Linked DNA regions of Mus musculus: all the other regions are linked to region 1. The links are chromatin loops, found by intact Hi-C in ENCODE. Cell type or tissue: heart. All regions are shown on one strand.

What was found. Hi-C counts contacts between places; a loop is a spot of excess contacts. Peaks named below come from ENCODE experiments on the same cell type or tissue, not always from the same donor. Only the 100,000 strongest peaks of a DNase experiment are listed, where the experiment ranks them.
Region 2: it touches region 1 in a loop (7-fold over the local background); 37 of 42 quality-filtered maps call a loop at or near these places.
Region 3: a loop joins it to region 1, with 2.1 times the contacts of the local background. A loop is called at or near these places in 2 of 42 quality-filtered maps.
Region 4: a loop joins it to region 1, with 2.8 times the contacts of the local background. A loop is called at or near these places in 6 of 42 quality-filtered maps.
Region 5: it touches region 1 in a loop (4-fold over the local background); 4 of 42 quality-filtered maps call a loop at or near these places.
Region 6: it touches region 1 in a loop (2.7-fold over the local background); 19 of 42 quality-filtered maps call a loop at or near these places.

The regions. Positions count from the first base shown.
Region 1 is chr9:14,521,938-14,526,937 of GRCm38, reverse strand. No RefSeq gene overlaps it. Among named protein-coding and RNA genes, the nearest start is that of Cwc15, 24 kb to the right of the region's middle. In heart, no CTCF peak of the experiment used is centred here; a DNase peak (open chromatin) is centred at 3,087; H3K27ac peaks cover 263 bases.
Region 2 is chr9:14,696,196-14,701,195 of GRCm38, reverse strand. No RefSeq gene overlaps it. Among named protein-coding and RNA genes, the nearest start is that of Gm10706, 5.8 kb to the left of the region's middle. In heart, CTCF peaks have their summits at 2,012 (motif pointing right) and 3,152 (motif pointing left); a DNase peak (open chromatin) is centred at 2,005.
Region 3 is chr9:14,613,163-14,618,162 of GRCm38, reverse strand. Amotl1 (angiomotin-like 1) reads left to right here and starts at 3,163. Exons shown (of 13, transcript NM_001081395.1): 1 at 3,163-3,429. The coding sequence starts at 3,381. In heart, no CTCF peak of the experiment used is centred here; DNase peaks (open chromatin) are centred at 2,498, 3,122, 3,462 and 3,912; H3K4me3 peaks cover 2,561 bases; H3K27ac peaks cover 3,174 bases.
Region 4 is chr9:15,015,333-15,020,332 of GRCm38, reverse strand. The region is part of intron 2 of Panx1 (pannexin 1); the gene reads left to right. Among named protein-coding and RNA genes, the nearest start is that of Panx1, 28 kb to the left of the region's middle. In heart, no CTCF peak of the experiment used is centred here; a DNase peak (open chromatin) is centred at 1,906.
Region 5 is chr9:14,651,290-14,656,289 of GRCm38, reverse strand. It overlaps a transcript of Amotl1 not described here. Among named protein-coding and RNA genes, the nearest start is that of Gm7607, 9.2 kb to the left of the region's middle. In heart, a CTCF peak has its summit at 2,082 (motif pointing right); no DNase peak of the experiment used is centred here.
Region 6 is chr9:14,762,209-14,767,208 of GRCm38, reverse strand. 1700012B09Rik (RIKEN cDNA 1700012B09 gene) reads left to right here. Exons shown (of 4, transcript NM_029306.3): 2 at 248-352. Among named protein-coding and RNA genes, the nearest start is that of 1700012B09Rik, 6.3 kb to the left of the region's middle. In heart, a CTCF peak has its summit at 2,182 (motif pointing right); no DNase peak of the experiment used is centred here; H3K27me3 peaks cover 1,591 bases.

The sequences.
Region 1 (5,000 bases):
TGCAAGCAAAAGTTCAAACCAACTTACAGACTCAGACTTTGACAAGCAGCAAGACAAATAAGAACTGCAGTACCAGTTTGAGACCTCAGATCCACCACTCTGGTGTGTCCCCATAGAGGTCTGATTCTCAACCAATGCACCAAATGTAAGACTCTGGTGAGCCTTAACTTGCCGAAGACCCTCTGAGTGAACAATGTGGAGTGGGGGATCAATGCAAAAGCAGAAGGATTTTATTGTTTCAGCATTCTGGGGTCACCCTGCAGATGAAGGAGAGAGAGAACAATCCCACACAGCCTGTTCAGTGAGCTTTTTATACAGTTTTCAGGGCAGCAGCCATTAGGCACAATGTGATTGGCAGAACAGTGTGACTTTTAAACTGATTGGTCTTTAGGGAATGAGGTGGCAAGGACTTCTCTTGTCTGCAGGTAGCCAGTGGTTGAGGAATGTGTCTACGTGTTGACCTCTTCACTTGTAATTGGGTAGTATGTAAGCTGCTCTACCATACATGGTCCAGCTGGGTAAATCTTGACCTTCTTGTCAATCTTCTACTACTACTTACTAGCTGAGTGGTCTGAGGCTCAGTACCATGAGAATGGAGAAAACACACCTTTCTTTTCATTCCTTCCTCTTTCCTGCTGCCCCCCACAACTTCCACTTCCTACCCCAGATCCCATTACTCATAAGGTTTGGACAAGAAATTAGGAAAGAAATGGTACTCAAGTTGAAGGAGAAGAGTTCTTCCTGCTGGGAGACAATGGAAGTGTTAAAATCAGAGACAGTGGTCCAATGGCGCTGCCTCCGGGAGGGCTAAGTGGGAGCTCTCTGTATCCATGTCTCTCGTCACAGTGGAAGCAGAACTTATTCAGCTTTGGTGTTGCTCTTCTGTTTCCTCCTGTGTTAGAGACCTAATTCTTCCAAAGGATTTTCTATTCCCCACTTCCTTTTTCCTTTCTCTTCAACATGCCTGCTTTCAGAAATGACTGAGCAGGCCTCCTGATTCTTTGGAAATTTGCCTCTAAAGAGTTTTAGGGTGAAATTCTGAATGTAATTAATGAATGCTGGTCTTGGGAAAGGCTTCTCAATGCCAAGGCTTGCAGATGACAGTGAACTTAAATCAAGGAGCCTACCAACAGGAGCATGCCTTCTGGGAGTTCCTGAGGTGAGCAACAGTCCCCCACCCCCACCACTGTGGAGAGCTGACCTCTTGGCCCTGCATTCCCTTCAGTTGGACCCAGGTGCTCCAGCCAAGGAATTGAAGTCTGTAACAGTAGTGCTTGGATATGGAGCCTGAAGGCACACTGAAATCTTTCCTAATAATTCATTAAGGGACCCCTGTGGTTACAGGGATTTGGGCAACCCACCCACCTGACAAAGAGGCAGCATTGTGAGCTTGAGAGGTATGTGAGGAAAAGATATGGGTGAGCCCTGAAGCATGAGCAAGTTTATGTTCAAAGTACCAACCCTGAGTGGGCTCTGAGCACAAGGACAGGCCTGTGGCCTTGTTTCCCCCAAGGCCTCACCATCTGAACCCTAGGCTGGCCTGCAAGCTACCTCAGTAAGTATAGTCTTCCCCCCCCGGAGATCTGTGGCTCTGAACGCCTTTTAGGAACAGCCCTCATTTTTGAGAGCTTGAGAGACTTGACTTTGAATTCCAAGGCATCCCAGAAGCACTCCCACCCCATAAGGCTCTCTTGACACTTTGTCAGTTTGTTGAGGACTCCTAGCCACGATCTTTTTGGGGGTTTAAAGTTTATAATGCTATATTGTGAGGGTTTGTTTTGTTTTCTTTGTTTTTGCACCATTCTACTTCTTCTCCTGGGCCAGCCCATGAATAAGTTGAGAAACTTGTCAGGAGCTTTCCTGTGGCGGAGTTCACGAGTGGACAGAAAGGCAAGGTGAGCCGTGTTCTGGCCAGAGACATCATCAGCGGCACAAGAGCTCAGATCAAGGGCAGAACAACGGAAAACTCACCATGTGTTCTTCAGGGAGCGTGGTGGACGCATGTCAGAAAGAGCCTGAGCTGGAGAGTGTAACCCACACCTCGGGTCGCACTGGAGAAGTCCATACAGCTGTTTGGAACCCTGGTGTAAATGCTTTAGGTTCTGTGAAGTGCCAGATTAAGATCAGTATCCCGCAGACAGAGGTGAGAGCGCTAGCCTAGGCCTTCATGGAGCTCCAGCAACGAGAGACCAGGAACCCAAGGTTGCTTCTCGAGAGGCTGGTGCCGGGCATGGCGGCGCATACTTCAATCTCAGCACTCCTGGGGCCAGCGAGGCAGGAGGATCTCTGTGATTTTGAGGCCCACCTGTCCATATAGCGAGTTCCAGGACAGTCAGAACTACAGAGTGAGACCCTGTCTTGAAAAACAAGCAAACATGCTAATGGATATAACACTGGGTACATGGTGGACTCCACACTAGGACAAAGTAAGACATTCGAGGACAACGTGAGTGCCTCCAAGTTCAAGTGGGGATGCGGAGTGTGATGTGAGGGTAACGTCTGTTCAGAAGGCAGAAGGAATGCTGAAGGCTTTGACTCCAGGACTGTAGAAACCCTCAGCAAGCTCAAGTCTCCCGACATCGCTCATCGCCCATGAGGACGCTGTATTCAAATGGCGCCCTTTAGCGTCTGGATTTGCTATATGGTGGGTGTAGCACTTCCAGATTCTCCCCACAGCTCCACTGTGGAGAAAGAAGTGACCATTCCCACAGGTGTGTCCCTTGGGTGCCGGGAATCTAGAGCAAAATTCCTATTTGTGGTCTGTCACACGACGAGAGTGATAGGCTTCTTTGTGTCATTTCTTTCCCAAATAAGTCTGTGTTGCTAAAGATCTAACCATACTTTTAACTTCCTTCTAGGGGTGAGCTAAATGTAAAATAGTGACTAGTCTTTATTAGGAAAATCAGAAACATTGCTTTTATAATGAGCATTGAAAAGTTTGTGTGTGTTTAATAAAACTCCTCCAGTCAAAGGGGAAAGAAGTTCCACCTTTGGACATTGTGACAGTGGTAGGAAGTCTTGACATTGCTCTACATGAAATGAGAGCCCGACAGAGCTCTTGCTTGGCGATGGGGGTGCCACCTAATGGCCAACTTGGGGAATGACCACAGCTTTCTCTGGGCGCTTAACCTAGGCAGGAGGAGCCTGGGTAAATGTCTGATACTCCTGGAAGCTTTTCAACGCTCATGTCTGACTGTAGACATTTGCTTCTGGTGCTGCTTCCACAGCTCTCACACTCTTAGGACAGGCCTGGGTCTCCAGAATTACATTTTCTGAGCAGAAATGTGCTAAGTCTAGCTGCTGGAGCACAAGAACAGAGGAGAAGAGGAGGGCCTGTACAGAGAGGGAAAAGCCATCTGGCTTTCTAGTCTCTGTTCTTGCAAAGAGATCATCCTAGAAGTATCCCTGTGGCTGCAAACTACTTACAGAAGAGTGAACCTAAAATGGTCACAAAGAGGCCCTTGGGTATTAAAAGACATGAGTGCCAGGAAGCTCTCTCTCTTTCTGTGTATGTGTGTGTGTGTGTGTGTGTGTGTGTGTGTGTGTGTGTGTGTGTGTGTTCTCTGCTCCTCAGCCCACAGAAAACCAGTTTCCATTCTGGGTGTAAGAGCATTTTTAGTGTTGGAGAGAAGTCTCAGCAGTTAAGAGCACTTGCTAGTCTTACAGACTAGAGTTCTTGGCACCTCTAACTCCAGGGGTTCCGGGATCCTCCTCTGGCCTCCACAGGCACCATACTCATGTACACACACACACACACACACACACACACACACCATAAATCTTTCTAAAGAGGGTTCTTAAGGGTTCCATTGCCTTAACCCCCCTTTAGATATATGTCTGCAGAAAGATGTCTCCAAGTGTCTTGGGCAGATAACATCATTTACTAATGACCTTCCTCTTGTCTACACCACCTGCCCAGTGTTGACACTGCCTGCCTCATCTCTTCTTTGCCTACCCTACACCTCTACCTTCTGCTCCATGCCGACCCCACCTGCCCGTGCCTATGTGGCCTTCCCCACACTGTCACTGCCTCCCCTCCCTACATGGCTTACCCACTCCTATAATGCCTTCTCTCTAAGGCTTGTTATGATTTCTAGAGTTGCTGCTTTCCTTTCATGGACCTTGACTTCTCCGGTGGTGGGGTGTTCACTCACTGTGAATACAATGACTTCCAACCCCATGTTCTCTGAAGATCTTCTAGTGAATTCAACCCAAGTTATGTACCAAATGTTAAGAGTTTACTGAATCCTGAACAGACCAAAAGGAGCCTCATCCACCAACAGGCTCGGTCAGGGGGCTGGACTGTGCTGTTGGTGGAGGTGGGTTGAATGCAAGAAGAGACACACACAGAACACATGCCACAGAACTAGGATCTTGGGTGCTGAGGTAGAGTTTGGGAAATGAGCTGTGCTGAAGGATTCTGTACAGGAAGAAGGAGATGGTGACCCCATCAAAGCCTTGGTCAAACCGAGTGGGTGCTGGAGCAAAATTTGCTTGCTGTGAGGTTTCCAGTCAGCCTGAACCTCCTGGGTGTCTCCATATGCCCACGTCTCTGGATGTAGAGCTGAAGGTTGGGAAGTCCTCACGTAATAGCCTACAGGGAAGAACTATTTACTTTGTGCCTTAGTTTCAAAGGTTTCCCTTGTCAGTCCTTGCCTCCATGGGTTTTGAGCCTGTGGTGAGGTGGGGATTGGTGACCGAGACCACTCAGTTCATGGCTGACAGGAAACAGGAAACATCAAGCAAGAGCTGCGTCCCAGTGCTGTCTTTCTATTCCAGCCAGGCACCTAAGCTTCTGGGCTGGTGTTGCTGGAATTCAGAGTGACTCCTTTCCCCTAATTAATCCTCTCTGCAAACATCCTTGCAGACACACCCGGTGTGCTTTCCTAATCTCCTCAATCCAGTCATGTTGATAATCAAGTGTAAACATCACAAGGTTTATCCCTTAAGGGTGCTGGGACAGCAGCTGCCTCTGTCTGCTGATGGAGGGCAGAGTGCCA
Region 2 (5,000 bases), 170 kb before region 1:
TAAATCTTTTTTTTTTAAAGCATCCATCTATCTTCTGCAGCTACCACCTCTCTTCCATTCTCTTTATACGCTCTGCTCCATGGACACATTCCTTGGTCTAACTAGAATTTCAGCACAGTAACTGCCTCAGATCTGCTTCATTCAAGGGTGTTGAGGCTTTCACTTTGCAAAGTGTTACAGCCAGATGTTGTGTTACAGCATCTCACCACTTGGTGTCCTCCTGGCCTCTCCTGCACCACTACTTATCTCTACTCTGCTGTGTCTCCCCTCTCACCAGCACTCCCCCTCTGCTAGAGTCCTCCCTCTCACCAGCACTCCTCCTCTGCTAGAGTCCTCCCTCTCACCAGCACTCCCCCTCTGCTAGAGTCCTCCCTCTCACCAGCACTCCCCCTCTGCTAGAGTCCTCCCTCTCACCAGCACTCCCCCTCTGCTAGAGTCCTCCCTCTCACCAGCACTCCTCCTCTGCTAGAGTCCTCCCTCTCACCAGCACTCCTCCTCTGCTAGAGTCCTCCCTCTCACCAGCACTCCTCCTCTGCTAGAGTCTCCCCTCTCACCAGCACTCCCTTGCTGGGGTCCTGATGTGGAATGGAGGAACCCCACTGTGAACCACAGTAGAATGCCCCAGGAATGACAGTGTAGACAGAGGGAAGAGAAAAGTTTTGAAGAAGGAAAGACTATTTCCAAAATCTTCCCATGGTGTAAGGTCATAGGAAGTTGTGTGCGTGTGTGTGTGTGTGCATGCATGTGTGTGCATGCAGGTCTTCTTGAGGCCTTCTTGAGGAGGAGCCAGGTACCTGAGGGACACCAGGCAGCAGTATTGTCACATTGCACTAAAAACATTCGTTTGTTGTTCTTTTCCCCTTCTTCCTTCTTCCCTCCCTCCTTTCCTCTCCTACCTTCTCCTTTCTCTGTCTTGAGACAGTCTTGTCATGGAATCCAGGCTGCTCTAAAACCTGTAACAGTACCCCTGCCTCAGCTCCTGAGTACTGGCACTATGCAGGTAAGCACTACCACACAAGGCCAAAACTTTTTCCTGAGTTGTGTTGGGGAGCTCTGGTCAGACCACTGTCAAGCCTGGCATTCACATTTAATATCCACAGCTGTATGACTAGACTGTATTGAACACTTGGCAACTGATAAAATTATGGATTAGTCACAAGATTAGCCAGAGTTGATGAGATTAACATGTCATGCAAACGGACTTGAGAGAGAAGCCACAACTCTCTCCTGCCTTAATGCACGGTATTGAAAAACTGAGAAAACCTTGCAGGGATTTCATGTGTGAGCTCCTCCTGAGGAAGCTGGGGTCATATACAGGAGTCCTCAGAGACACAAGGCAATGGCAATCTGTGTCATAGTGTCCTTCTGTCAAGCTTTTAAGGTTGCCCGAGTTTGCTGTCTGTTGTGATGAACACCATGAGTGAAAGCAACTTGGGAAAGAAAGGCGTCGGGTGACATGTCCTGATCACACTCCATCACTGACAGAAATCAAGGCAGGAACTCAACAGGAGCAGGAGCAGGAACCACAGAGCAGGAGCAGGAGCAGGAGGAGGAGCAGGAGCAGGAGGAGGAGCAGGAGCAGGAGCAGGAGCAGGAGCAGGAGCAGGAGCAGGAGCAGGAGCAGGAGCAGGAGCAGGAGCAGGAGCAGGAGCAGGAGCAGGAACAGGAACCACGGAGGGCTGCTGCTTGTTTCTCAGCTTCCTTGAATGCAGCCCAGGTCCATCTGTCCAGGGGTGGCACTGCTCGCAGTGGACTAGTCACCTTCACATCTTATCATTAATCAAGAAAACACGGACTTGCCCACAGGCTAATCGGGTGAGGTAATTCCTTATTTGAAGTTTCTGATTCCCAGGTGACTCGAGTTTGTGTTGACTTGATTAAACGAACCAGCACGGGTGGGCTAGAGGCCTATCTAACCAGATGCCTTGTATTAATCAGTGTGCATGAAGTCTATGTCCCTTGTCTAACCAGCTTTGCCCCTGTCGAGGGTGCCTTTCTGAATAGATCCACCAGAGGGCGCATGTACACTGTCCTTTACTGTGCTGGGAGCTGCAATGCTTAGAGAATCAACTTTGAGTTAACTCCAGAGAGCAGCATAGGATTATGAAATCTGTGCTTAAATTCAGATTCCAACAGGCTGGGCGTTGTGTAGGCTCCTCTTACTCTCTTACACTGTCTTCACCATGAGGAGGAGTGGTCTACACTGCGGGAGACAGACCTTACCACAGAAACAGCTTTTTGTTCTGTTCCTTCAGTGTTGGGGGTCAAACTCAGGGCCTCAAATGTGTCAGGCAATTGTTCTACCATTTAGCTACCATCACCCCCCCCCCCCGCGCGCGCGCACACACACACACACACACACACACACACACACATAGTGATTTCATTGATCATGGATGAAGCCTAAGCATCTAAATGTTTTTAACGCCAGGTTTTAAAAGTGCCACATCCCAGTAATGCTACCAGGCTTCAGGCAGTTGCTACAATAAGCCCCATTCTGGCTCTCCTGCTGTGACCGTCACCTAAGTTAACTAGCATCTCATCAAAGCTGCTGGTTGTAAAGAGAAAAGAAACATGCAGCCAGCTTCAGCGCAGCACTGGGTTTGAGTCCTAGAACTTCCACTTGGCAGCCATGAGACCTTGAGTTAATTAGTCACCCTGAGCCTCAGATCTTATAAAAATCCCTATGCCCGTTGTGTAGAATTATTGTAAGAGCGGTAGACGTCAAAGATAATGTAGCTGGCTTTAGTAAGGAGAACCACATAATAAGATCAGATGATCAGTGAACGGATGACACATTTTAGTCAGCACACTTGTATGCCAGGCACTGTGCTAGACTCAAATCTCATAACTCTGCTTAAAGTGCCACTTTTTTTTCTAGATACTTATCAGTTTCTTTTCTCATTGCTGTGACCAAATGTGTGGCACTAAGCAACTAAAGAGAGGACCGGTTTATTTTGGCTCACAGTTGAGGGGATCAGGGTGTCTTGGATGGGGAGGCATTCAACTGTAGTGTCTGGAGAGGCTGGTGGCTCTCTTCTGTACCCATGGCTCAGAGGCAGAGACAGGACAGGAAGTCCTAGCTCGCCAGCAACCCACTTCCTTCAGCTAAGCCCTGCCTCCTAAAGGTTCCACAACCCTGTACAATAGCGCCACCAGCTGGGAAGGAAGGTTACAGCACACATGAACGTGGCTTAAACACAGGGTTGCAAAGAATTTCACCTTCATGGGGGATTGGAAGGATGTGGAAGAAAACATACTTTAAATACATTCCTGTGGGTGCCATGGAGGTGCAGTAATCGTGTCTCATTTTCTATTTAAAACCTTTGGGAGGAATGAAGATGACAAAGCGACATCGTGACTGTGGCTCCTTCCATGTGGCACAGAACAGAGGCTGTAGACTCGGACCATTTCTTCCCAGCGGAAGACTCCGCCATCTCGCGGCCTTGAGTACTCTTGAACGTGGCCAAGTCTATCTCAGAGATGTGCTAGAATTTCTGGCTCTGTCTACCGCTCCTCCTTCTTTCCTGTCCCCTTTTACTGGTGGCAGCTGGGTGCTTGCCCAGGCTCTCTTCCACCTCTTCTTCCTATGGCCCCACCCCATTGATTCCCTGACATGTTTCTGTCTTCCTGTCTACTGCTTGGGAGACCCAATTCTCTTTGTGATGCCAATCTTGTTTTTTTAATAAAAAGCACTTTTAGTCTTAAAATGCCTACTAATCAAAACACGAAATCTAAAAGAAACATTCTACCATGGGATGCCATAACCTTCTAACTGCAGGGAATTAATTTAGCAATTTCCCATGGGAAAATTGACTCATAAATCTTAGCTCACTTCAAGATCCCAAACACGAAATGTCATCTGCTCTTGAAGCTTATTGTCAAATGTCAGGGTTCTGTTGCTCATATTAACCTGTGCTTGGCACACCGATTTGACCCAGTGCACACCGGCCAAGAACAAGCCGGCCGCTGTTTCTGGAAGGGTGAAGAGAAGACTCATTTCTAATGAAGAAAGGATAAAGAGTAGATAAAAGAGAAGATAGAGACCCTTCCTATGTACTTTGTATTGAAGTTTTGATTTGTTTGTGTAACCATTAGCCTTTAATTATGAAAATTATAGATGGACATTATACAACATGTGGAAAAAAAAAACAGTAGAAAAAAAGTCCCCAACATTGGTATTAGCCAGTGAACATGGTCAACACTTGGACTTCACTCCCTTAGGTATACTGCACATGTAGTTTTGTAAACTTTGTTATCAAAATAAAGTCATAGTATGTATAGTTTTCTATTTGATTGCAGATTTTCCGTAGGCATGTTTTAGTGACTAATAACTTACTGTGTAAATGTAACAAATACTTTTCTCTGTTTTTGTTGTATTTTAAGTTATTTCTTGCTATGGGAACATGGCATACAGTTTTTCTCTCCATGTGATTTGGGATGGCTTCCTTAGATTAGGACTCTAAAAGACAAATTACCAAGTCAAAAAGTTATAATACTTAAAAAATTAATCTTTATTATTAATATTGCTTTATGTGTGATTTGTCTTACCTGCACATACATCTGTGCACCATGTGTGTGCAATGCCCACAGAGGCCAGAAGAGGACATTGGATTTCCTGGAACTGGAATTACAGATGTTTGTGAGCTGCTGTGTAGGTGGTGGGAACTGAACCTTGGTCCCGGGCAAAAGTAGCCAGAGCTCTCAAGTCCTGAGTCATGGCTCCAGCTATTCTCATATGTATGTATGCTAATACACTAGAGGCTGGTACTATACTACACATTGAATACATTAGAAGCTGTTAATATACATTGCCAGCTTCTCCCTAAAATGCCACAGGTACTGTGCTCCCAGGATGGTACTATGGTAGAATTTGCATATTCCACCAAGCCAAAAAGGATGGCTTTTGTTACTGGCATTACTTTCATGTGTTTATTGGATTAGTAAGTAAATACAAATTGAAGTTAACTGGTCATTTGCATTTTTGTTTGTTTTTAAAA
Region 3 (5,000 bases), 91 kb before region 1:
CATCATGGCTGGACTAGTATTCTCTATGTGAGACTAGAACTTGCTGCGATCCTCCTGCCTCTGCCAGTCTATACTTGTACCACCATGAACTCATCATCATTGCTGTCACCATCATCATTATATCTTATTTCTATTTGGCTCAAATGGAACATTGGAATCTTCAACTAAACATTCTTTGAAACGTTATAGAGACAGCCTTGTGGGAGCTGCATCCTCTTCTTTCAGCCAATAGTTTCTGAGCAATAGATTCAGATACATTTCACTAGAAGGACATTCACTTTCCACATTCAAGGTAGAGATTAGTAGCACTTGAGTGGGTTGAGACATAGGGTCAAGGGAGTTGGCCTCCAGCTGGGCTTCCTGCCTAGGCTGCCATGGATCCAGCCACTTGGAGTCAGCCTGAGGAATGCAGGTGAGATGCACCTGATGAGCTCAGAGGACTCTAATGCCTGCAGGCTGTGCCTAGAGATGTGCTCTGGACTAGAGGACAGCGCTGGATGGAGGACAGCCTTTGGGCTTCCCCATGCCTTTTGCTTCCCCTATCTCTTCCTCGACCTTGCTTCATTTGCAAGCTGCTTTCTTCCTGTAGGATGGTTCATACAATCCCACCTTTCTCTTTTGTTCTACACCTTTGTCCCCAACTTTCCCCCCAGAAGATAGTAAGTCACTTAACATTTTCCTCAAACCAGTCTTTCAACTGTGCTCATGACTCATTCTTCCCAGAAGGGCCCTTTCCTGTGCCTTGGGCCACAAATCTATTGCTTGCCCACCCCCTACCCTCTGCCAGGATAGCCTTCTTAGAGAAAAGAGAAAAACCTCACTTCGAAATTTTGTGATCTTTCTGATTGGATATCGCCAGAGAAATGATATCTACTTCCTCTCCAAGCTCATACCTCATTTGCTTCCCGCAAGTGTCTAAAATTGTCCATTTCACAGGGTTTCTGGGAGGCTAACTGAAACATCAACAGATACATGCTTAATTGTACATTCTGCTTTGTATTTGTAACATAAATTTACTGAGTCCATATGGTTCACTTTCCTTTCTGTTGCTGTGATAAATATTCTGACCAAAAGCAGCACAGAGGAGGAAAGGATTTATTTCATCTTATCGGCGACATACCACTGAGGGACATAAAGCAGGAATCTAAAGGCAGGTTGGCTTGCTTGTTTCTCTGACAGAAGAACTCACTTCATAGTCACAGAAATACAGCAGTAACCATAGAGGATGCTGCTTGCTAGCTGCCCCACAGGCCATGCTTAGCTAACTTTATAATACAGATGGAACTAATTGCCTAGGGAATGGTACTGCCCACAGTGGGCTGAGCTCTTATATCAGCTCTCACACAGACATGCCCATAAGCCAGTCTGATTCGGACAGTCCCTCCATTGAGACTCCTTTGTCAGATGCCTCTAGGCTGTGTCAAGCTGACAGTTAAGACTAGCTAGAACACTTTATACTTCTTTGCATGACTTGCTGCTAGCTTGGCCCGTTTGCTTAGGAGAATGCTGAGGGTTAGAGACATTTGGTAACTTGTCCAAAGTCATTAGGATACCAAACTAAGCTGTGACATGACCCACACTTGTTTGTATTCTAGAGTTGGTGCTTGTAACTGGTCAGTTTTGCTCCCTTCTGGGGGAACAGAGTAGAGGTGTTAGGATGTGTAGACTAGCCCTCTCCCCCCACTCCCAGTCATATCTCTTCTCCATATCTATAGTCTGTCACATCCCAGATGAATCAGTGAAGCAGTTGACACCTCGATGACTGTAGGACACAGAGTCAGCTGAGCTGGCCCTCAGCATTGACGCTGTGTGGTAGGAAGCAAATGGGTTTCCACCCTTGGCTTTGCTACTGAACTTGTTCTGTGCCGTTAGGGAAGTCCTTGCACAGCCGGGTGGGAGTTTCCGCACTAGCCAAGTGGAAGCTGTGTACGTTTACCGTTCAGTCCTTCCCAGCCCTGCACTTTGTGACTGTCCACTTACTCGTGTTGTCTCTTCCTTTGCAGTGAAAACTCTTTCCTCATTTATCAGCTCTTGCCAAGCACCCTTGGTGAGAAACCTTGCCAATTCCCTCCAGGCTGCACTGCTGCTTGCTTGCCCAGTGCCTCCTTTTCCTGCACATCGGATCTCTGCCCCTTCCCCCTCTACACAGAGCTGGTCTCTTCTCTCTCCTGTCCAGACTCTTAACAAGAGGGGACCTACTGCCCTGTTCTTTTCTGTGCACACGTCCTGGCTTTGTGTGTTCTACAAAGGCAGGTGACTTTAACGAAGCCTGTGCTTGAGAAATAAGTTCAGCAATTACATTTGGGCCTCTGTCTGAGAAATCAGAGGGCTGTCATGGAATCCGGCTGGAACACTGGGGGTGAAGCGGTGAGCGGGTGAGTTTAGGGAGATGGCACAAGCCAGACATGACCCCTGCCCCCATGGCCAGGTAAGAAGAGAGAAAAGAGGAGCCAACCGTCAGAAACCTTGATATGCCCTAACCCTCCAAGTAGGGGCTTGGGCAGCAGCCACTGGCCTCTGCTCTCAGAAGACAGACCAGAAAGGTCCTAGTGCATGGCTTCAGAAGACAGTGAGTGTAACCTCGCAGAGGGCTGGGCAAGGAGCGTTGCTTAGGGAAAAAGTCTGATTTCGAAGGCGGGGCAGAGTCACAGACTTCAAATTCTTTGCTTCTGTTTGAGCAGATAGCAGCCTGAGGGTTGTGGTCACAGGATGTACAGTCCTAGGAAGCCATTGAACATTTAAGGCTGTAAGGAAGGTCTGTTTAGCTAGCTGTTCTGTTCCTCAGTGGAGCACATCATAGCCCCTCCTATCCTGACCGCCCCACCTGATAGAAGTACTAGGGCCTGGGGATCGCTTTCACCTGGAAATTCCACTTAGAAGAAAAGTTGGTCCTAAACCAAACCTAGCCTGGAGTTCGGAGGCATATTCCAGCAAAGGATTCTAAGGCATTCAGATAGAAATGGTGAGTGTGACAGGAATTCAAACGCGGATAGGGGACAAAAACAAGGGAGCCAGTCTCCCTTTTTGGTCTCAGGGAGACACGTCAGCCTGAGTCCCGGCAGTTTCCGAAATCCCGGGAGGGGCGACGGGAAACTGGGGACGGGCTCTAGGGCCCCGCGGCCGGGGCCGGGGCGGGGTGAAGTGTAGGGTTACAGGGATCAGACCAGCGACCCTCCTGGGTAGCACGCTGGCGACTGGGAGCGCGGGGCGCCCAGGGACCCGGCAGCGGGGTGGGGTGGGTGGGACTGGAGGGGGAACGGGGCATCTCTCTGCTGCCCGAGTGCAGAGGCACCCTTCGCCGCGCCTCCCAGCCGCCATCCCCCTGCCGCCATTCCCCTGCCGCCGCGTTGCCCAAGCCAGGATCGTCCCATGATCGCCCCATGCGGAGGGCAAAGTCGCGCCGGGGACCTTGCGAGCCTGTGCTTAGAGGTAATCAGCTCAAGCCGGGGGTCCGGGAGGGCTCCCCCTGACTGGGCCGAGAGGTCTCCGCGGCTGCTCCCGAGAGCCCAGGCTGACATCAGCTCCGCACCAGATGTGGGGACTTGGTGAACCAGATTTGTGCTGGGGCCTCAGATTGTCCTGTGAGGGATCCAGAAGGTTCAACAAGACAAAAAGCAGAATTCGGTTCAGAACTACCCTCCGAGTGCCCAGTACCCCCGTGGGGGATTCCCACGGGAGGCCAAGGACTCGGGTACGCGTGCGGGCCCCTGACGCGGGACTGGCATTTCTCCTGTGGCTGGCAGGTTGCGGTCCCGGAGGATCTGGAGGCTTGGCGGGTGCCGCTGCTCTGGCGCAGACAAAGGCGCGCGGGGCGCCCAGCCTGGACCCCAGGACGCGCCCCGGCCCGGAGGCTCGGGCCTTTCCGCCCTGAGCCTTCTTTGTTCTCCCCAAACAAGTTTCTTGCACAAATCAGGGGTAGGATCCGGCTTTCCCTGGCCTGTTGGCAGTGCCTTGGAAAAAATCTGGTTTCCGGGAGGAAGCACAAACTTTCCAAGGGGGAGCTGGTTGAACTTTTTTGGAACGTGACATTTGTGGCAGACAGGAAAGTGGAACCTCGGCCCGTGACGGCCCCTGACAGTGCAGGGGACCCACTGGTGTTAGCCTTAAGTAGCCAGGCTGGGAGATGAGGTCTCACCTTCTCCAAGTCCCCTGCTTGGGGACCTCAGAAGACGAATCCCGGGCCTGTGCCCCTATTTTCTGCCTCCTTTTTTCCCCCTGGAAAATGTTTGCCTTTCAGCTCTTGTGGTGGGTGTATTGTCTAAATGCCTTTAAGTAGGGATAGTGTGTGGGTTACCTGGACGTCGGCTTCTGGAGACAGGTTTCGATCTCACGGGGCCTTGATGCTTACATTTTGGATGGTATTTGGTCCTTCGGCCCCTCTGCTTCCTGCCCATGGTTCTGTTTCCCTACAAAGACTTAAAGTTTGGCGGGCTTTGCTTATTAAAGTCCTTGGTGATGGTGGAGGATGTCATGCCTCAGAGGTCCACTGAACTCCAAACAGTGTCAACTTGTTCACCGAAAGTGCTCACAACTAGAACTGGGTAATATTAAACAGCTACAATTCCAGAAGACTCTCTTTCAGGGAGTGAAAAGTCAGGGCTTGAAGTATGGAACGCTCATGGTTTCCTGCTTCCAAAACTAGGCTGTGGATCCTGCCAAGCTGGCTAAGATTCTCCCTGGCTGCCTACCACACAGGGCCCAGGTTGTGTTGCCCAGTACTTCAGGATCTCTGGGATTCAAGTTCTTAGAATAAGAATGTACTTAGGTTGAACTGTGTGGAAGAAGAGCAAAGGAACAGACTGCATAGATTTGAACAGAAAGAAAACCAGCAGGACATAGAATAGAAGGTTCTAGAGACCTCTTGTATGGTGGGGCTCCTGATATATGTGTGTGTGTGTGGGGGGGTGTCATATGTAGTACCTTCTGGTTCTAGAGACTTCTTGTTTGCTGGGGTTCCTGGTGTGTGTGTGTGGGTGGTCATGTGTGGAACAGGACATAAA
Region 4 (5,000 bases), 490 kb before region 1:
GCATATCATCTTGTAAGGACCTTCAGCACAGGTGGACGCTTGCAGAAAACAGGAAGCCTTGTAAATCTCGGTCTGTGCTGCTGTAGTTTTAAGTCCATGTTAAATTGTCATTGTGGAAATGCCAAGTTGTGGCCAGTCTGAGTTGGCATTGGCTGAGCCTCAGATTGTAGCAGGGATTGCTTAAGGTAAGGGTTGGCAGGGACCTGAGCTGCCACAAGACCACTGGAGCAAGAGAAACCCTCAGTTGTTTTTGTTTTTTTTTTCCAGATGTTGGGGTCATAGAGTAGTCTGGGGCTGCACAAACAGAACCCAGGTCTGCAAGTCAAGGGGACCTGCTGGGATGAGCGTCTGAGGCTCTTTCTGGAGCTGAGCTCATTTGCTATGGCGGTTCTGAGTATCCCAGCTCTTACCAGGCTCTAGGACTGGGGACAGAAAGTGAAGAAACCTGCCTGGTCAACCCTCAGGCTTAGCTGGGAGTAAGGGGCTCCCTCCCTCCCTCCCTCCCTCCCTCCCTCCCTCCCTCCCTCCCTCCCAGAGGTTAGAGTACTGGTCTGAGTCATTTCAGGGACTAGAGTACTGGTCTGAGTCATTTCAGAGCCTGGACAATGAGACTACTTGGACATTGACGATGTCTCTAAGTTACATGTTTGCCAGAGTGAAGCTGAGTCCCCCCCTTGGAGGAAAGGGACATCGTCTAGAGCATCACCCGTGTGCTTTCTTTGGCTCTTTATGCAGGGTGTTTGGCATTTATACACATATGACATACCACAAATGAGGAAAATCCAGAGAAAACTCACAACAGAAACATGTCCGTAGGAGGTCTTGATCAGACCCATCACTACTACCAGTGGGCTCGAGGAACTGAGATACATGGAGGTTGTCTCAGGGAGCTGGAGGAATCAGGTTTCCTAGCTGCAGACAGCGACATGGAGTTCCTTTTAGCTGATGTTGATCGAGGGCCCTCATGCTCTGCTTGGCAGCAGTGGGCCACAGAATGCGTCTCAGATTCTCAGATTCTCCCTGGTGGTGAACTGAATTAGAAAGAGAGACAGAAAAGATAAAGCATGGTTTTCCCAGAAACCCAGGGACAGAGCCGTGAGTTCTCCTGTCCCTCAGCTGTTCTCCGAGTGGAGCCCAACTCACTGGATCTGTTATTCCTCAGTGCTCCCGCTGCAGGGCTTTAGTGAAGCGACAGCCAGGTGGTTGTGGGTGAAGAGTGAGTGTATAGAAGTAGTGATTGGTAAAACAGAAACAAAAAACCTGGCTCTGTTCTTCTCAGAAAATGTGCCTTCCTTACACACAGCTGGGTGGACAGGAGGGAAGGGTGTGACCAGGAAGACTGTGTCCCGTGAGTCACGAGAACGAGGTGGCTGAGAGGCTGGAGACCACATGGAGATGCTGAGCTAACAACCCAGCAGGACTGCCTAGGGCAGCACTTCTCAACCTGTGGGGGAGTCGCATAGCAGATATTTACATTATGATTCATAACAGTAGCCACATAACAGTTATGCAGTAGGAACAAAATAATTTTATGGTTGGAGGTCACCATGGCATGAGGAACTGTAAAACTGGTCGCAGCATCAGGAAGGTTGAGAACCACTGGCCTTGGGAGTGTGGGGTGAGGCACTTCCCGGAGATGCTTCGTCCTGTTGGGAAGCAGGGTGGCCACGGCACAGTGGAATGGAAGCAGGGTTATGGAGAGTAGGATCTGTGACTGCCAAACAGGCATATGGCAAATGCTGGACCAGTGGGAGCCGCTGCGTGGGCCTGGCAGTATGCTTGGTTCTAAGAGTCTGTCCTCAGAGCCAAGTCGTGGTGGTGGTTAGTGGTGAGAGGAGAGGCAGGGGAAGCCTCGCCAGTTACAGAGGTGGGTTCTGGTCGGCAGGAGGGGAGCAGGGAGAGCCTAGTGTGTCAGAGAGGAGAGGCGTGGAGACCACCAGTCAGGCTCAGGGAAGGCTCTGGTCAGGACAGAAGCGGAAGGATGTGGGCGCTTCTGAGAAGGGAACGTGCCGACAGCACACAGGGCTTGATACCACACAGCCAATCACAAGGTGACACCAAGAGATCTTGAAAGCCACACAGTCACTGTTAAAGCTACCCCAGGAAGACAGGCACTGTGTTTATGCTTATGTGTTGTGGTAGCAGCTGACCAACCACTGGGGTAGCATGCCAGGTGTCTGGGGCGCTGACATAAGCCACTTCTCCTATAAATTAAATTTGTCCAAGTATTTTATCACAGCAACAGAAATGAAACTAAACTAGACATGGAATTGCAGGTCTGAGTAGAAATCCCCACAATGGCACACTGGTGTGCAGGCTCACACTGTCTGAGGAACAGCAGTCTAGTCTGGTGGCGCCCACTCGGGGCACCTGTCAGGGTGATGTGTGGAAGCTGTGAGACCGAGGGTGTAGAAGGGATGGTGTCTCTTTAGTTCCTTTCTGTCCCTGTGATAAGATACTGAGGAAAAGCAACATGGAGAGGAAAGGGTTCATGTGGTTCATGTGCAGGTCGTAATCCACCACTGAAGGAAATGAGGGCAGAGACCAGGAACATTGCTTGCTGGCTCACACTCAGGCTCACACTCTGGCTCACACTCTGGCTTGCACTCAGGCCCACACTCTGGCTCACACTCTGGCTTGCACTCAGGCCCACACTCTGGCTCACACTCAGGCTCACACTCAGGCCCACACTCTGGCTCACACTCAGGCTCGCACTCAGGCTTGCACTTAGGCTCACACTCAGGCTCTCACTCAGGCTCACACTCAGGCCCACACTCAGGCTCGCACTCAGGCTTGCACTTAGGCTCACACTCAGGCTCTCACTCAGACTCGCACTCTGGCTCGCACTCATGCTCGCACTCAGGCTCTCACTCTGGCTCGCACTTAGGCTCTCACTGAGGCTCGCACTCGGGCTCGCACTCAGGCTCACATTCTGGCTCACACTCTGGTTCACACTCAGGCTCATACTTACCTAGCTTTCTTACACAGCTCAGCACCAGCTGCCCAGGGAGTGGTGCTGCCTGCAATAGGCTACTTCCTCCTATCAGTTAGTAATAGTGACAGCCCCTGCCCCTGAGACACACCTCCAGGCCACTCTAAGTGAATTCATCCGAGGCTCCCCACCAGGTGACTATAGGCTGTGTCAAGCTGACAGTCAAAGCTACTGAGGACAGACTCTGGGGAGCAGTGGCACTGAGAGGCAGGAGTAAAGGGCAGATTATCCTGTACATATAAGCTTGTCAGTACAGTAGGGTGAGCCAGATGCTTCCAGGGCTATTCTGGGGCAGAGACCAAGATGAAGGACATGGGTGTGGTGGCAGGGGTTGAATTTTGTCACCCAAGATTATGTTGCCATCTTAACCCTGTATACTGAGAGTATGACTTGAGTTGAACAGTTTGTTAGAGATTCAGTCGTGAGTTATGAGGACCAACCCTGGAGCTGATGGTGTCCTCTTACGAGGAGAAAAATTGCACATAGACACACGTCAAGGGGAGAGAATGTGGGGACACTTGTGGGGGAGGTGGCCTCCCCAGGGCCTTCGGAGGGAGTTCTGTAGGACTGGCCTACAGAACAGTCAGAGAAAAGACTCATTGTCCACGGCCTTGCAGTGTGTGGGATTTGATTGTGAGAGTCCCGGAAATGAGCAGGGCTTACAGTCAAGATGGCTCACTGTTTAAGAGCAGGCTCTGGTCTGCAGAGGACCTTGGTCTCTGAGGCTCTTAGTTTTAGCATCCACCCCTGCCTGTACCTCCTGTTCCAGGGGATCCGACCCCCACACATACCTAATACACACACTCTCACACACATAGACATAATTAAAAATTAGGTAAATCTAAAATATATACTTTTCCAAGATTGTTCCCTAACTAGAGAAGTAGCCCATGCCAACTGGACATAAAGCTGTGGCTTTGGAGTTGGGCACAAATCAGTAATCATAGCTGCTATATTCCCACACGGAATGTTTTTCAGTTTTTTGCCTTGTAAAAATAAAATATAGAAATATGTTTAATCTAAAACTTAAAAAAACAGTAAACATATGTTATAGTGGTACAATTTACATGTTAAATAACAATGCAATAGGATGATCTTATATAGCTTTAAATAGAAGAAATGGGAGAATTTTCAGATTACAAAACCCCTTTCCTCAGAACAGTCTTTTTAAGTCACTTTTTTGAGTGACTAATCGTGCTTAATTCCTGTTGTTCAGCTTACAGTCCTCTGCATATCCATCCACTGAGCTCCGACCTCCCAGACAAAGCTCAGTGTCCACTAAACTCCCATTCCTCAGCTCTTGGCAGCCGCCTAGCTTGTGTGTCCACCAGGCATGGCTCTCAAGGGACTAGGGGTTCAGGGTGTGTGTAAGCATGTCTCAATTCAGTGCCAGCTAAACTCCAGAGACATTCTTCAGGGTAATGTTCAAGTGTCTGTCACCATGGACTGGCATTGTCAATTCTCCCTGTTGACTAGGCTGACCTTCTCTTATCCCTTCCTCTGGACTCCTACCCCTGCTTTTTTCACAGCTGATGGCTACCCCTGGCACTAAGAGCAGGTATTTTTTGCTGGGCAAGTGAGTGCATCCAGGATACCAGCAGAGGGCGCTCTAAGACTGCTTGAACTCTGTTCTCTAGTCTCGTTCAGCTCATCATGGACAAAGATTAATCAGATTTCTCTGAAACAGAGCACTTAAAAGAAAACGGGAAAGAATAGAAAATACTTAACAAAGTGGGCAAAATATTTTTCTAAAGCAGAGTCATAGAGACTTGGAGGATTCACTGGAAACCTCTGGCATTACCTGGAATATGTACAAACCCGGGAATGAACCCCACCCACACTTGCTAGAGTAGAACTTTTAACATTGGGGTTAGTGCCAGGAAAGTGGTGTTCTCAGAATCCTTCAAGATTCTGGGCAGGCTTGGATCCCTGAGTGGGCGCCACCAGACTAGACTGCTGTTGCTCAGACAGTGTGAGCCTGCACACCAGTGTGCCATTGTGGGGATGT
Region 5 (5,000 bases), 130 kb before region 1:
GAGTTTGAGACCAGCCTGGTCTCAAACAGAGTGAGTTCCAGGACAGCCAGGGCTACACAGAGAAACCCAGTCTTGAAAAAAATAAAACAAAAAAGTGCATCCACATATACATCTGCATGTGCTGAGGTAATTATTGGAAATTAAAACAAGAAATAGTAACAGCTGCACGTGGAGAGAACTTTTGGGGTGTCACAGGTTAGTGGAATCTCTCCTTTTGATCATATTCAACACCTATGTTCTTTAAAGTCAACAAAAAGCATTTTATTGCATTTCTTATATAATTGAAGATAATGTCTGCTCAAACCCTAAGCCTGTAGGAGGACGTACTCTGTGCCTCAGTGCCTCCATATTAAAAGAGCTTGGGGAGCTTTTAGGAGACGTGGAAGCCTGGAGTCTGCCCCCAGACGTCCCATACTCTGCCTCACATTCAGTACCTTAACATGTTTAAAAGTCCCCTAGAAAGTTCTAATGCACAACAGAAGATGGGAAACTCTGCTGGAGGGAAGGGGAGGCACATAAGGGTCCCCGGAAGACCACCATGGCGAGGCAGTCTCAGCATTATGGGTATTTGGAAAGACAGTTCAGAGCACTCTCTAGCTTCTCTGTTGTGTTGATGTGAAACTAAACTCAAATAAGCACTAAGAAGTGGGGCAAACTGTGCTCACACTATGTACATGTGCAGTTCTGGGACAGGCCTTTTATTCACCGAGGTCGAGCTGCTTAGCTCCTTCCACATAAGAGGATATAAAGAGCCTATCCTAGCCATGACCCTGAGAAATCACACCAAAAATTGACAATGGGGTATTCCCACACTGTGACTGGCATCAGAAGGTACGGTAGATTCTTTATTTGGAGAGCCGCTTTGTTCTAACAACGTGGCTGGAAGCCTGGTCTCAAAGGAGGTTGAAGAGCTCACCTAGTGGGTTTACTCTCCACCAAAGACTCCTCCCTGAAGGGGCTAGACCTCTACTGTGGGTAGCTGTTTCCCTCTCTGCTCCACTCTGCGCGTCTCTCCTGATGTCTTCTTCATCCTGACTGATCCTGTCTCTATATTCTTGGCTTACCTCTGATTGGGTGAGATTTTCAGCACTGGGTGACAGTCTTACTCAGGGTTTCTATTCCTGTACCAACACCATGACCAAGAAGCAGTTGGGATGGAAAGGGTTTATTCAGCTTACACTTCCATACTGCTGTTCATCACCAAGGAAGTCAGGACTGGAACTCAAGCAGGTCAGGAAGCAGGAGCTGATGCAGAAGCCATGGAGGGATGTTCTTTACTGGCTTGCTTCCCCTGGCTTGCTCAGCCTGCTCTCTTATAGAATCCAAGACTACCAGTCCAGGGATGGCACCACCCACAATGGGCCCTCTCACCTTGATCACTAATTGAGACCATAACTTACAGCTGGATCTTGTGGAGGTATTTCCTCAAGGGAGGCTCCTTTCTCTGTGGTAGGTTCAGCTTGTGTCAAGTTGATACACAAAACCGGTCAGTACAGTGATTATAGGAATAAATCCATTTTTCGAATGTATGTGGCCCTATGGTTGGCAGGGCCCGAGGGATGATGGGAGCAGGAGAAACAGAATGATCAAGCCACCATGTGATTGAATGAAGAAAGTGAGCAGAGAGGTGGGCTTCCTTCGTGTGGATAGAACTTGTGCCATGCGTAGCCAATTAAAGCCATGCATTAAATCAGCACTCAGTGCATGAGCTGGAGTACGGAACTTCCCAGTGCTGGGGGAAGTCTGGGATTCGTCTCCAAAGTCCTGTTCTGACTGCAAGAATCTAGACTTCTCAGAGGTCTCCTCAGCAGGAAAGGGCGGGGTGAGAGTGTTCATTTTTCCCTTAATTTTGAATATTGGCTTTGTGTAGCTATTATAATTCAGTCCACTGTGACGTGAAAATGTACAGGGGGCTGTGAAAAATGAGATGTGAAAACATAAGGCATTTATATTAACAATGCCTTTTTTAATATGATAAGTTGTTTTGTTTTTAAAGATTCATTTATTTATTAAGTACACGGTATTTATTTATTAAGTACATGGTATTGCCTGCATTTATGCCTGCAAGCCAGGAGAGGGCACTAGTCCTCATTACAGGTGGTTGTGAGCCACCATATGGTTGCTGGCAATTGAACTCATGACCTCTGGAAGAGCAGACAGTGCTCTTAACCTCTGAGCCATCTCTCCAGCCCAACAATGTCTTATATTAACAGCATATAATAGTACTATCTTGACTATGTAGAGTAAATAAATTATATTACTAAAATTAGGAGACAGGGGAGATCGCTTAGTGTTTAGAGAGCTGGCTGTGCAAGCATGAGGACCAGAACACACAGAAAATGATGAGTGTTGTGGCAGCCTGTTTGTGATTGCAGCCTCTGATGGATTCAGGGATCTTCAGAGCAAGCTGGCTAGAGAGGCGAGCCACATTTGCAAGCTCTGGGTTAGGTGGAGAGACTTTCTTCTGACCACCATTGACCTCCATGCGCAGGTACACACAAGGGCACTTGCACCTACACACATGTGAACATACATATGCACACATGAACACCATATTAATACATGGAAATGGAAAAAGAAAATAAAAAACATTTCACCTGTAATTGAGAGATTAAATTAAAATTTAAAAGTAATTTAAAAATTACTTTAATTTAATTTTTTAAAAATGAGTAGACTCAAGTTGAATGCTTGGTTCTCTCCAAATTCAAAGTCCTTTGGCAAAGATCTAGCCCTCCTGGTGGTTGAATTTAAAGGTGGGGCCTTGGGGAGGGGATAGATTCATATGAGGTCATGGGTGGGATGCTCATGATAATGAGGGTTCTTGCAAGAAAAGGAAGAGAGATGGAGGCTTCCTGTCTCTCTCCACCTTGTGAGACACAGGGAGTGAGTGGCAAAGGGCCTTCTTTGTGACATGTAACCAATCAGTTGGCACCTTTCTCTAGTATTCCTCATCCTCCAGAGCTGCTAGACACAAATGGCTGTAGTTTAAACCACTCCGTTATATTCAGTCGCGATTGCTAAAGTATGCAACGATTAGAGAATTCAAAATTATTTAAGGACCTTATAGGGCTGTTTTGGATGGTAACTTACTTTTTCCCCTCCAACTCAAATATGTCAAGATGCACCATAGCCTAAGCTCTATTCTTGCCAACACTCTATTTTTGGTTTGTAATCAGAGCTGTGGCAGTTTCTCTCATCTGGCTCTTTGTCTCCCTGGCCTCAGCTCAGTGCCTTCTCTAAGACAGTTAATCCTCTGCAGTGGTCTCCTGGAACCGTGTCCAGTTGGTGCTGTTTATGGTTTTTCCCCAGAAAGCTCTTGCAGTGTCCCTTTGCCTCTTCACCTCTGCTGCTCTTTGCTGGCTTCCCTTCTCCATCTGAGAACTGGCACACAGGACAGCTGCACTCTTACCCACTTTTTCCAGTGATCTTCTTCCAGAGAAATGTACCCTAGCCATCAGCCAATGGAGCCATCACAGAGACCAATGAGAGCCTTCAAAAGCTCCTCACAGTTCATGCTTACTCTATGTGGAACAAAAAAGGACCAAGATACTCTTCAAGTGTTACCAATGACAACCAAGAACAATGGCTACCATCCATGGTTGATATTTATTAATGTGGTCAGGATTTCCACTGGGCACATTATAGACATTTCTCAGTTGATTACTACAGTGACCGGACAAGCATGTGCTGTGATTCAATGTTAGAAATAAAAAAAAAAAATCAGGCTCGTCAGGTTAGCTTGCCCAAGACCACTGATACTAGTGGGATTTAGCTTCAGAGCTATCCCCGAAGCCCTTACTGCTAGCCACTATGTCTACCCTGCCCCCACAGGCTGTTGTCTCACAGCTTGAGCAGCCAAGTTGAAATGCAATACTGATTATGGAGTGATGTCTATAAACACATTCGCTAAGACTGACAAGTTGTTGAGTATTTGTGTATTGTTTTGCATATTCTTTAGCTGATGTCTGTTTTTCCCAAAATTGTGCTCAGGAAGGGAGAAGAGATTTTGTGAGCCCCCTTTCGCATACTGGAAAAACTGAGTTTGGGGAAGAGTCTCATGTTGGGTCAATACACTAAGAAAACACAGATAATTCCGGCCTCTTCAAACACTTTTTTTTTCCTTTGTTCATTAACTTGTATCTGGACATGTAGCTGGTGGGTTTTAGTGAGAGAGATTTGTTTTGACTGCAGGTTACCTGTCTTGTATGAGGAGCTGTGTTTCTCAGCTGAGAGTATAGTATACCACTCTCTACTCAACAAGCATTGCCTGAGTCAGCCTGCTCATTGTGCTCCCAGCGAGAATGTAAGGATAAGGGTAGGGCTTTGTCCTGAGAAGGTGGCCTTAATGTGGTAGACCATCATCTTGTGAGAGGAGTGGTCTCCAGTGAAGATGGACTGTGTTAAAGTTCTAAAAAGAAAGGGAATCAGGAACTAGTCTGCATGGGAAGGTCCTGATGGAGAGAGTCCTGGCTTGGTCCTCCATGGACCAGCTTTAGAAATGGAAAGCCTGAGTTTAGTAGAGAACCTCATAACTTTTAACTTCATTAGGCTTCCTAAAAATATGCCTGTAGCCATAGCTCCCTAGAGAGTGGCAGTGTGAATTATTTATTGGCATACTTAAAATATTAACATCAATAAATTATACCATAGCTTTGAAAACACCCTACCCATTTGGAGAAGCTAGTTTTAAATAATGTTTTTCAAGTTATTGAAATTTCCTAGTTCTATGATGTTAGGAAGATTCTCAGAAACAAGTCAGAAGCACAGAATAATTGGCTCAATGCTCAGACGTCAAGCATTTCAGACAGAAGAGGATTCTGTCCTTCCAATGCTTCTCTACCTTTTATTCATCCAAAAACCAATGTCTCCACAGTACATGTTCATGTAGTTTTTTCCCCAAACATTAAGTGCTACTAAATTATACCTTTTGAATGTTAGGAGCCCAAGTATCTCTTTTTCTCTATTTGGGTTATTCTGAGCTGGATGGAATGGATCTTCCG
Region 6 (5,000 bases), 240 kb before region 1:
ACACACCAGAAGAGGGTGTCAGATCTCATTAGAGATGGTTGTGAGCCACTATGTAGTTTCTGGGAGTTGAACTCAGGACGTTTGGAAGAGCAGTCGGTGCTCTTAACCGCTGAACCATCACTCCAGCCCTGACATACCATTAATACACACACACACACACACACACACACACACAATACAGTTTTCATATATGAATGATGGCTGGAAGGCAGAGTTGGTGATAAATCCATTGTCAATGTCTTTACAGGGAAAACATTTCTATACTGTGAACCGCATAAGAGAATCAAGGAGGTTTTGGAAGAAGAACTTTCAATCAAGAGAGATGAATGCCATGTGAAAAGCCCACCTACAGGTAATCTTGCCTCAAGGAAGTACGTTTGCTAAATGAATATGAAATTGTCTGTTTGATGACAGGCTGGTTATTTTATTTGTAATGAAACAATAACCACCAAAAGAAGTAAGTCCTGGGAAACCTTAGAATGCTTGTTTGGCCTGTGTCTGAATATACCTCCACATATAGAGGAAAATGAACTAAATCTTCAACACATGCTTTGCTGTCCACTCTTTTGGATACTTACTTCTGTTTAATCGTAAGTAGAACTCTTTCACATGCTTGGGACACACAGTAACATCTTCAGACTCATCTATATATATTTGCTCAATGTCAGGGGTTCCCACATGATACATTGTACCTGGATGCCTAGACTACCAAGTTCTCAGGTGACTGGTGCTCCTTATGCAGAGCCCGTCCCTGGCAACTACTGTCACAGCAGAATTCGAATCACTAAACCACGTCAGATCACCCAAAGATCTCATTTCAGCAAAACAGGGCACACGAGTGCTACAACTGGGTACAGACAGCTCTCAAGATGGATGACGTGATGCCTGTACTCAGACGTAAGTCTGGGATGACTGGCCCTATGTGCCTGTGATTCCTTTCAGCAACTGATCACTGGGAGAATATTTATAATCAGGTTTTTTATTAGAATGTTTATGGGGTCTTGAATTTTCTAGGAGAAACAAGCAGGTCAGCAGGATGGCTCCTGGCTAAGGTGCCACTGTGAAAGAAAGCCCACTCAACTGAGTTCAGACCCTAGAACCTACGAGTCCCAAATCTCCTTCGTGCTCCTGTGTACAGCACCCTGAACCAAGCAACTTCAGCGGAGAAGGCTTACTTGAGTCCCAGTTCCAGGTCACACTCCATCATGGCAGGATGTCAAGGCAGGAACATGAAACTGTTAGACAAGCTAGTCAGGGGCAGAGAGAGAAAATGCAACTCCATAGCTCAGTTTGCCCTCAGAGAAAATGCAACCTCATGGCTCAGCTTGCCCTCTGTACACTAATTCAGTCTAGGACCCCAAGCCCAGGGGCAGTGCTGCCCAATCTGCTGGGTCTTTGCATATCAATTAGCATAATCAAGGCAATCCGCACCAACACGCCCCTAGGTCAACCTGATTTTGGCAATCCCTCATTGAGACTCTTCCTGTGTGATTCTAGGTTGTGTAGAGCTGACAGGTGAGTTAATCACCACATCCTATAAACGCAGAAAGAGAAGCAACTCCACAAGGCTGTCCTGTGTTCTTCACATGCATGCTACAGCGCACACACACACACACACACACACACACACACACACACACCCCTCATGCACATATGCAATACTAATGAAAAGTAAAATAAGTGAGAGAGCCTGAGTACAGTGTTCAGAGAACTGGCAATTGGAGAGGACTGTTCTGGGAAGGTGGGGTCTGATGAGAGATGCTGACAACCTCAAGGTGTCATCCAGAATCTAGTCCCTTTCACATTTCTAATCAGCCATGGGTCTTGCTTTGAGGTCTTACTATATCATCAATGGCATGCAGCATCTTCAAGAAAAGCTTTAAGTCTACTCCACATGCTGTGAGTAGATGTAGAAAGGCCTATGGATAATATGGTTTGGGTGGTTAAGCAACTTCTGTCAAAAGTTATTATAATAGTTTAGATTTAGCTTCATTGTTTCGAAGGACCACATAGAAACTAAATAATGTACTTGCCATTCTCTGAGGAGGAAATGTGTGTTGTATAATTCTTGCTGAGTGCATTTTAATGTGAGACAGCCTAAGAGAATAGGAAAGAAACATTTGTTTTTGTAAATATTTTTATTCACTTAGCATGAAGCTACCGAGGGCTGCATTTTATGGTATCCACCAGAGGGCGCACAAAGGCACTATTTCGCCTAGAAAAGTCTCAGAGTAGGAATTGGTATAAAGTCCTGCTTTAAAGGGGTCCTCCAGCGTAGGGACCTAGTACCCAGGGAGAGCGATGGATTCTTGCCCACTGCAGTGTAGACAGCCCCTAGCTGGCCATTGATCTTCGTGCAGGCAATCCCTAACTGGCCATTGACCTTCTAGTAGGGTGTGCAAACAACCTGAAGACCGCTGGAGCTTCTCCTTCAGAAGACACACATTATCACACACAGCCCAGACTCCATGTGCAGCATTCAACTGCTACAGCTGCTATCTATAGATGCTAAGAATGAGTGCACATGGAGGGGTTACCTGCGTGTCATTCATCTTTTGTTCCTCTCTCTTCCCTGTTGTAAGTACACTTTGGTCCCCAAAACCAAAAAGTTTCTTTGAAGGCCAAAACCTGTGATTTCCCCACCGTATCCATGCCCTCAGTGGGACCTGGCATGGGTCCCACTCCTTTTTTCCGTTCTCAAGGCCTCAATATGGCCCAAATACCAGCAGTCTCCATTCCCCTGGCTCAGCTCCTATCTTTCTACCACCCTTTTCTCCCTTTCTTCTCTACCTCTACTTGGCCTCAAAAATATGGATAACTCACCCCACCCCCTTGTTTGAGTTAGGGTCTCTATATGTAGCCTAGGCTGGCCTCAAACTCATAGAGATCTACGTGCCTTTGCCACCCAAATGCTGGGATCAAAGCATGTGCGACTACATTCAGCATCCCGGTCCTTTTCTCAGACGCTCTAGAATGATAACCACTCCAAAATGTCTTGCTTTTGTTTTCCCTCCTCAAATCTTGGAGCCTACTTGACTTTCCAACTGGATGTTTGGTTGCATTGGCGGTATAGCGGTGAGCATAGCTGCCTTCCAAATGGATGTCTGATCGACTCTTCCCCCGCTCCCCGGGTTAATACATCCTAAAGAGAGCTCTAATTCTGTACCCAGATTATTTTTTACCCATTCTTCAAGGGTCTTCCCCACACCAAGAAGTAGCACACACTCCACTTACTTGATTAGAGCAACATTTAGAAGTCAAGCCCTTAAGCTCCACTTCAGACCACAGCTAAACTTGCTGACTCCATGTGTGGATGCGCCCTAAGTTTCCCCAGCTGTTCCCTTGACCTCCTCCATCCCTCTCCTCTCCCGAGAGAAGCTGGGCTTGCGGCTGCTTCCACTGTGGTCTCCTAAGTGCTCTCTGCACAGGAACCAGAATGGTCTATAGGACTAATCAGATCACCTCCATACTCAAACATCTACAGGGTCTTTTTTATTGCTTTAAATTAAATTCCATCACTTGGGAGGTAGAGGCAGGAAGACCAGGAGTTGAAGGTCATTCTTGGCTCTATCATAAGTTCAAGGCTAGCCTGGACTACAGCAAGAAAGGAAGACCGCAACGAGAGTTGGCCTTCACAACATTTTCATATCCAATGCAATGTGGCAGATGTGCAGAGCCCTGCTCTAGATTGCAAACTGCTTTCTACCTGCTAGATCTTCTAGGGCAAATATTTATGGTCACCTGCCTTTGAGAACCTGAGAGGAGCCTTTTTTCTCTTTAGAGAGGACAGAGGAGGAGACTGGCTTGAATGGGAGGGGAAGATTTAGGTTAGATTCAAAGAACGGCTTTGACTTCGTAAGATCTTGACAGAAAGAGACTGTGAAGTCTATACTTAAGAACCTAGAAAGAGGCTGACTCTCATCTTGATAGGTAGTGTCAGCCAGTGTGAGAGAGGCTATGGTAGCACTCAGCTTGGCTAGCCAAGGGCTGCACCTCTGCAGATAGACTCTGAGGAGTTCACCCTTTGACAGTGAAATCACTGTCCTTTCGAAAACAACAGCAACCACTTGTTAAACACAAAGCACTCTATATGCATCCCATCCACATCCAAGAAGAATCCTCAAGGTGGTATTATTATCCCCATTTCAAATCTAAGGAAACAAAGCCAGCGCGTTAATAAAACTTGTTCGGTGTCTCTCAGTTGATGGTGGAAGGGCTGGGACTGAAGCCCCACTCTGCTCTGAGCCCAGAGACTGTGTTCCCTCTGGGCATTGCTTTCTGTGGAATCTTTTAGGGAGTTACCAAGTGTCATGAAAGCATTGGTGAGCTGCTGCTGGCTCTCAGGAGAATATTCAGCAATAAGATGCTCACATGTGTTCAGAACCATATAACAAGTCACAGCAACTGACCTGAGTTCACTAACTCAGTCACTGTGGGCTGTGCTTTTCCTTGTGGGTAAATTTGTCATTGCTATTCCTGTGGTAAATCCCATTGAACAAAGCAACTGGGGGAGGAGAGGGTCTATTTTAGCTTATAACTCAAGGGCCACACTTCATCCCTAAAGGAAGTCAAGGCAGGAGGTGATGCAGAGGCTGTGGAGGGATGCTGGTTCCTGGCTTGCTCAGCATGCTTTCTTATATACCCCAGGGCTACCTGCTCAAGTTTGGTACCACCCACAGTGAGCTGCCCCCCCCCATGTCATCAATCAAGAAAATGTCCTCTCCCCCAGGCTTGTCCACAGGCCAATCTAATGGTGACATTTTTCTCAGTTGAGGGTCCTCTTTGAAAATGAGTAGCTTGTGTCAGATTGACATAATACTAGCCAGCACAGAAGTTAAAGCAATAGCTAAGCAGATGTTTTTAGGATATGTTGGGATTCAAAGTACAAAGTATTAGCAACACTTAGACACGTGCTGCTGTGTAGGCACCCTTCTCAGGACTCGAGACCTGCCATCTGTAGATCACAGTGCAGACGCCATTTTCCAGGTGTTCAGCACTGT